2 separate regions of the Homo sapiens genome follow, and region 1 is linked to region 2. Evidence: chromatin loops called from intact Hi-C (ENCODE). Cell type or tissue: CD4-positive, alpha-beta T cell. All regions are shown on one strand. Region 1 overlaps PLAGL1 (PLAG1 like zinc finger 1). Region 2 has its middle 2.4 kb from the start of TRL-TAA1-1.

Region 1 (4,000 bases), 280 kb before region 2:
TTGCTTTGATATTAGAACCTTTTTAGTAGACTAGTAATTGGAATACTAACATTATTTACTTACTAGGAAAATCTTTCTTTAACTGGCTTCATTTTATATACTAGCTGTGAAATCTCAGTTTTGATATTGGTATCTAGTAAGTATTAAATTATAGCTATTATATTTGTTTTAAATGTTTATGTATATACTGTGTAGAAGTGTCTGACACATACCAATCACACAGACCATATCTGGGAGGAAACACTGAAGTGGAAGAGAAAAGATTACCAAAATCTTCCATCCTGTGGGAAGAATGTTCTCAGTGGCCTCAAGCCATTTATTTATCATGGCCAAATCAGAAGCTATCTAATCATTTCTTTAGCACTGATTTATACAGAGCTCTGTTGAGAAGTGACTCTTCTCTTTGCAGTCTTTTTTTTTTTTTTTTTTTGGACACAAGATCTCACTCTGTCACCCAGGCTGCAGTGGTGCGATCTTGGCTCAAGCAGTACCTCCCACCTCAGCCTCCCGGGTAGCTGGGACCACAGGCTTGCGCCACCACAACCGGCTAATTTTTTATATTTTTTGTGGAGATGGGGTTTCACTGTTGGCCAGGCTAGTCTTGAACTCTTGAGCTCAAGCCATCTGCCTGCCTTGGCCTCCCAAAGTGCTGGGATTACTGGCATGAGCCACTGTGCCCAGCCTCTTTGCAATCTTAAGGGTCAATAGACCTCTTTTTGTAGAGTCAGTTATACTTAATTCATAATTTTAAATCCAAGAACTTTTTCTTAACCTCGTAAAATTTTAATTAGAACAATTAAACCATTTCTTTCTGTCCAAATTTAAGTAGGAGAATCCCAGCCTACCCTGACTTGTAATGCGGAATATCTGAAATTCTTATGATCTGTATTTTGGGGACTAAACTCCAAATGTTATGTTCTGTGTTCAGGAAAATCAAGTATGTGTTGTGGAACTCACAGGAGACAGTAGTAAGCCATGTAAAAGTATCTGTGGAAGCTTCTATAAATGGATATCAGGAGGTTTTAGCTTTCCCCTTTTGCTCTGGGAGATTGCTTTCCCTCTGAGAACAAAGAGGGGATATGGGAACTGACTTAAACGTCCCCAAGCAGTGGACTCCTACTAACGGAATAACTTACATCACTTTGTCTCATTTCCTCCCCGCGGGTTTCATTGTAGTTTAAAGACCCAGGTCTGTCTGGCAGCTGGGTCTCATAGATTAAATTTCCTTCTCAGTTCCAATCCTGGGTAGCTGTTTGCCCCTTAAGTGGTCATCAATCAGCATCATTGTTAAGGACTGTGAGTGGGTCAGGTTTTCTCACATTTGACCAGTGGGCTTCTTGGATAGACAGACAAACTCGTCTTCCCTTTCTCTACCTATCCCCACCCTATTTAGCAGTAAAACAAACAGAAATAGGCCTGTCAGATTTAAGGGGCATAATACCTTGAGAAAATCCCAATAAGAAATAAGTACATTTATTTCTAATTTGGCTAGAAATTAATGGTAAACACCGTTGTAAAAGTGGATCATGGTAGCCCAGGTTAGACTAAACTCTGGTGGATAGTATTCTGATCTATACATTAGAAATAAATTATGTCACATTATAGAATGATTTAAATATTGCATTTTTAGAAATAATAAGCTCTTAGTGCTGTGAATTTAATGGACGCATACAAGCTTCCATCTTAAGTCATAATTATTTTACTCAAAAAAAGTGAAGTTTCTAATAGATGCTCAGTAGAGGTCAAAACAGTGGTTTCTGTGGGGGAAGTAATGACCAGGAGGGGGCATGAGGGAGCCAGGTGGAGCCGGAAGTGTTTTCTGTCTTGATCTGAGTGTATGTAGTTCATGTTGTTGACACAGGTGGAGCTGTATGAAAAATTAATCAAGCCAAATTGCAAGATTTGAAAAGTTTATTATATGTAAGATATATGTTTACGGAAAAGCCTCTAAAAACATAAGACAATGGAGCTTTAAAAAAGGTTAGGTTTTACATCTTTAAAACTCATTAATAAGATACCAAATTCAAGAGATTATAGTTACATTGTAAAACGTAATCTTCTTTTAATAAAAGCTAATAATGACTGATGAATTACAAATGCACTTATTTATTGGTGATTACAAACAATACTTAAGAACTTAAGCAGCTTGAGTAGTAGTTTAAGCTAGACAGAGCAAAGAAAATTCTTGTTTAATATATATATATTTTTAATTCCAGTAATATTTTCTTAAATTCCTGTTAAAAATATAATCAATATTAAAGTCAGCAAAATGCCTTTGACTGACGCCTGGATTATTTTACCACTTAACCTGGTTACACAGTGATTTTTTTTTTTTTTCTGTCAGATGTAACTGACAACCAGTTTAGTCTTTCTTTAAGATAAATGAAGTGATAACTCACATTGCAGCATCTTGTGGAAAATATTCAAACTACATTTAAAATGCTTCTGTAAAATGGAGAACTCTATTGCTCCACAAGAAAATGTATATGTAAAACTACAGGTTGGCTATGGTAATAGTAACTAAACTACATCCAACCCTGAAGGTAGAAAAATCCCTGAAAAGAAATACACAGCCTAGTCATAGTATATCATATAAAGGTTATTTTCTTATTTTGAAAATTCTCCCAGATTTGGAGAAATCCAAACCTTTCCATAGTTCCCTTACTAGGCAGTGCCACATAAAGTTATTTAGTTAACATTATGATCATGGCTTACGATTAAATTCCATATGACAAACACTTATATATAGCAGCCGTCATTTTGGATGTTGGTTATGACAATATTTGCAGTTTGATTACAGAACACGCGTTCATTAAATTTGGTACAAAGCATGAACACTCAGGACAGATTGGCACAATACATGCAGTTCGAGAATTCTCTTATCATCTCAAGCCAGTCATCACTGAATAAGCCATAGTCCCAGTCTCGTTTTCCAAATCTTTCTCATATTGTAACTGACATTTAAAATGCTTCTTAAAACATCTTCCAGAATACGAAAAATACACTTTAAAAATCAATTATCTGAATGCATGATGGAAATGAGGCAGGATGGCAGAGCCAGTGCCAGCTGAGAACACATGAGGGATGGGGGGCAGGGGGAGCTGGCCCAGGCTCACAGTGCCCATGGCAAGTGGGGGTTCTTGCTGCTGCTGCCCCAGACAGCTTAACCTGTGGGGCAAAGATTCCCCAGGCCCCAGGGCAAGAGTGCTATTCCCAAAGGTATTTTGGGTAGCAGGAGGGGGCAGCTGCCAGAAGCCCAACAGGGGGGACAGGTCCAGAGAGGCAGGTATTGTTAGGTTCACAGCATCTGCAGGCAGCTCCTTGGGCAGGTTTACTTTACCAGCATTTCCCTTAGCCAGATCAAAACCTGGGTTGAGCTTTTGAGGTGACTGAGGCTCTTGCAGAGGCAAGTCCTCAAACAAACTGATATTGCAAAAACCTTTAGTATCTGCTTTGAGGGGCAGGCTTGCAAGTGGGGAGTATGAGGTAGAAGTGGTGTTGTACTTGTGATTGGGAAGGGGTGGCGGAGGAGAGCCAGGGGATACCGAGGGGTGGAGGGAGGCCAGGGACTCTGGCAGCGGCTGCATAGGCTGGGCGGCTTGTTCTGGGGGACTGAGGGTGAGGCTATGGACCTCAGCTGGCAAGCTACTTGCAAGCCCGTTCTGGGCAGAAGCTCCTAAAGGGAAAGGAGGCAAGGCAGCAGCCTTCAGTTGGAATGAAGGCGAGATGGTGTGGAAGGTGCTCAGAAGGTCTCCGGTCTGCAAGCTCTCTTTCATCAGCTCCTGTGAGTGGGTCTTCTTGGTATGCCGGGTGAGGTGATCCTTGCGCCCAAATCTCTGGGCACAGAACTGGCACAGGAAGTCCTTGCATCCTGTGTGGACCACCAGGTGGCGTCGCACATCCTTCCGGGTGTAGAAGCATCTTTCACAGTGGTCGCACTGGTGCTTCTTTTCCTTGGTTCCGCTAGGGGGCTTCTCTTCCGCATGGGCTTTGAGGTGGT
Region 2 (4,000 bases):
TTTTTTTCCCTTTCTCTCTCTCTCCCTTTTTTTTCCCCCGCCAATGTTAATTTTGTGCACACAACTCTTCTATTAACTCCTAGAAGGCGGAGACTGTATCATCCTAGATGTAAAATGCACTCCAACTTGGGTTCGGCTTAGAATTTTTAAATACAGCGTGGTCAAGTTTTTTTTTTCTTCTTCTCCCTTTAAAATTGTTTGTTTAATGAGAGCCATCTAAGAATTTTTAAAAGTTGCAAGTACACTGCAAATAACTTTTTTTCCTCTCTTGAATCATTTAAAAGTAAAATACCTAGTGGATGCCCAAGTACTACTATTAAAATCAGGAAATTAACATTGATGATTTAATACCATCTAATCCTCGGTGCGCAATCGGTCACCAGTTGTCGCAAGAATGTTCTTTATAGCAAAAGGCTCCTCTTCAGAATGATGCGTTGCATTTACTTGTCCTGTCTCCTTCGGCTTCTTCCGTGTGGATCAGCTCCTCAGCCTCTGCTGACTTTCATGATCTTGACACTTCTGCTGACAAGCCAGCCGGTTTGTAGAATGTCCCTTTGTCAGTCTAGGTTTTCTGGTGTTTCCTCCTGATGAGATCCAGGCTCTGTTTATTTAGCAGGACTTCCACAGAAGCCATGCAGTGTTCTCACGGCAGCCTCTCAGGTCGCATGATTTCCGTGTGGCCTGCTTCTCTGCCAGGCTTCTCCTCTGTAAAGTTACTGTTTTCCCTTTGTGATTAGTACCTGTTTTAGAGGGAAGTGCTTTGAAGCTGTGTAATATCCGGTGCCTTATCAAATTTTCATTTTATTCAATTATTTATGGAATTATAAGTTATGTACGTATGTATCCATGGTGCCCTATTTTAATTAATGGTTACAATCCATTCATTCATTTTGATGCTCAGAGTGTCTCAGATTGGGCCAGTGACAGCCCATTCAAGCTGACTTTTGACCTGTCTGCATTATTCTTTAGCACTTCCTTACTTCCTACTCCAAGATGGTCCAGATTTACCTTGTGCTTTCCTGACCCAGTACTAGAATCAGCCATTTTCTAAAGATCCTTGGTTCCTTTTAGTGGAGAATGGTATCTAGAAACCAAGGTCTCAGTGCTAGGTGTGCTCATTGCTTTTGAGGTGTTGCTACTTCCAGGCCCTCTGGGTAGACAGAATTAAGGAGTGTGTGTGTGTGCATATTTATCTATTTGTATATCTATATAAATATATATCTATATTTATTCATATATCTTTATGTATATCAAGGAGTTTATATATACCTCCAATTCTGATCCAACACTATAGACTTTGTTCTATTTTGTCTCCCTGTCCATGTTTGTAACTCCCTGAATTCCTGCCTCCCCAGTGCAGATCTATACATTGCTTAAGCTCATGTAATGGCTTTAGAATTGAATTGTTCAAAAAGGAAAGAGAAAAAGAGTGTCTACATATTTTGGAAATAAACATCCTGCCAGCAACTGAGAACAGGCTCTGAGCCACTCACTATTAGATACTTGGGATGTGCAGATAAATAACCCGGCCTCTGTCTCAGTGAGCTCAGATAGCAAGAGACAGAGATTTTAATAAGCCACATTTGTAATGAAAAAATATGAATTATGCCCAAGGTGCTAAAGGAGTGGTTTGGGAAGGCCTGACTCTTCCTCAGAGAGCCAGCTTTAGTTGAGAGGTGAAAGAAGAGAAGCAGGGATGAGGGAGGGGCAAGAGGGAGAGGGAGACAGATACAGGTGGGGTAAGCCACGTGGGAGCCATCTGGGGGCCCTGTGAAGTATGATGCCCAGGATGCCCTGAAGGATTTGCAACAGAAGGAACCTGACAAGTGTTACATTTGGAAGTATCTGTGTCTACCGATGTAGAGAATCTTGGTCTGTCTTTATAGGCTTGGGATGGGGGGCATGTTGAATTGGTAGAAAATATTTTGGGGGAAAAATTGTTTAATTCTGTTAATAGCCAGTTAGACTGAGCTCAGTCTTTCTCTTCCTCCTTAAAAGCCCAGGATTTTTTCCTTGAAAAGCAGATTTGTTATATTAGATTCTTTATATATTTTCAAAAGTTCTTAAAACATAGCGAATATATTGAAGTTAAATTTGAATCGTTAACTTAGTTTGAATTAAATTTACATTAGTTTAAATTAAATTTGAATCATTAAATTTGTATACTGCCACTAAACTTATAATGATTTTCTAATAATTATTTTAACAAAAAGAACTTAAGTCAATCCTTTGAATTAAAAATTAACAGTGTGGCTTTATAAACATTCTCTGTGGGTTTGAACTAGTTGTAAGTTATTCAAAATTGTTTATTTTCTATTGGGCTTTTACATAGATCTCTGTAGGAAAAGCTGCTACCAATGTATTTACGCAGTGACACCTACTGGTTAAGTTGAGGCAAATTTTTTGTTAAATTCTGTCTGCCTTGTTCTGACTATAGAATTCTGATAATTTGCTCCACAGTTACTGTGTTTGGAAGCAGATTCAGGCTATATCTATGTCAGCCAGTAAATTGACTTTCTTTTTTCTCTTGTAATCATTAATGATAAACCTGCCATTGAAAATAATCCTGAATCACTGATACAACTTGCACGAGACATTATTTTCATTGTATCAATAGAAGCTTTATTGCACTGCATCTTCTTTGTTTGTTTCAGTTCATTTTCCAATTCCAAATCTGGCTATGAAGTTGAAGGATAATAGATATCTGGATTAGCCATCAGCTTTAAAACACAGAAGTCATGTCCAATTTGAGAGATCCTGAACAAGTAGCGTTCTTGGTCCTCAGTAGGAAGTTGGAATTTGGAAGCCTTAATTATTTTGCTTGTTTTTCATTTTACTTTCAAATACAATTGCAGCTAGCTAAAGAACAAATTCAATATATGCTATGAATCTCACCCATATGTTAATTGTTCAAGTGGGATAAATGGTAATGCTCCATGTTTTAATAAGTCTGTTTAGTTCAAAGATATTGTGTAAGAGGCAGAGAACATAATCCCAGGTGCCTTGCATCGCCTCATTACTCTGCTACTGGATAAAGGGTGATTGCGAACCAGCCCAGCCTATGTTTCATTTTCATCAAAATAGATTTTGATGCCTCTGAACCATTTATCAGACTGCCTGGCAGAGAAGAATGATTCTTTTGTTGTTTATTATATCATTTGAGAAGAAAATAACATTGAGGCAGAATCCCAGGTTGTAGATTAGTATGTGGCAAAGGCCAAACTCAATATTAAGGGCTCTGAAGCAAAAAGTGGATGTCCCAGTGTGAACAGGCTGCATTGGGCAGTGACAACCTCTGACTGTGGAATGTAAGCCAGCCAGGGCCAGAACTGTCTCATTAGCCACACCAGTCAAGGGTCGGCAGTGGGTCCTTACAGAACTGAAATGAAAACTTCGTCCAGCAGAGTGTCTCCAGTACATTACATGCACTCAACAAATACCTGCTGAATAAGTGAACTACCCTGAAATCCATTGAGTATTCATAATTCATTTTGTGTGTTGTACACATATTAATCCTTATTCAGGGTATGTGTTTTAAAATGTACTGTGGATTTATTTTAATCAGGAACAGTAGGACAGGACACAAAAATGACTGTCATGAAGGAAGCAATTCTTATGTTGCAGATTCCTAGACACAGGAGTCACACCACACCATGCAGGGCCAAATGGGGAAGGAGTGGGATCAGTCAGTGGCAGAAAGATTGAAGGGAAAGCATGAGTGACAACCTTTATTGTGGGTACCAAAAAAAAAAAATAGAATGAATAAGACATACTATTCGATCACACCACAGAGTGACTATTTTCAATAACAACTTCATTAAACATTTTAAAATAAACAGTGTGGCTGGGCGCAGCTGGTCATGCGTGTAATTCCAGCACTTTGGGAGGCCGAAGTAGTTGGATCACTTGAGGCCAGGGATTCGAGACCAGCCTGTGCAACATGGTAAAATCCTATCTCTATGAAAAATACAAAAATTAGCCAGGTATGGTGGTGTGCGCC

What was found. A loop is a pair of places that touch in the nucleus more often than their neighbours do. Peaks named below come from ENCODE experiments on the same cell type or tissue, not always from the same donor. Only the 100,000 strongest peaks of a DNase experiment are listed, where the experiment ranks them.
Region 1: it touches region 2 in a loop (4-fold over the local background); 15 of 110 quality-filtered maps call a loop at or near these places.

Annotation. Positions count from the first base shown.
Region 1 is chr6:143,938,407-143,942,406 of GRCh38, forward strand. PLAGL1 (PLAG1 like zinc finger 1) reads right to left here. Exons shown (of 8, transcript NM_001317162.2): 8 at 1,894-4,000. The coding sequence ends at 3,018. Among named protein-coding and RNA genes, the nearest start is that of HYMAI, 68 kb to the right of the region's middle. In CD4-positive, alpha-beta T cell, CTCF peaks have their summits at 1,812 (motif pointing right), 2,011 and 3,914 (motif pointing right); DNase peaks (open chromatin) are centred at 1,805 and 3,885.
Region 2 is chr6:144,216,909-144,220,908 of GRCh38, forward strand. No RefSeq gene overlaps it. Among named protein-coding and RNA genes, the nearest start is that of TRL-TAA1-1, 2.4 kb to the left of the region's middle. In CD4-positive, alpha-beta T cell, a CTCF peak has its summit at 2,351 (motif pointing left); DNase peaks (open chromatin) are centred at 1,753 and 2,383; H3K4me3 peaks cover 201 bases; H3K27ac peaks cover 522 bases.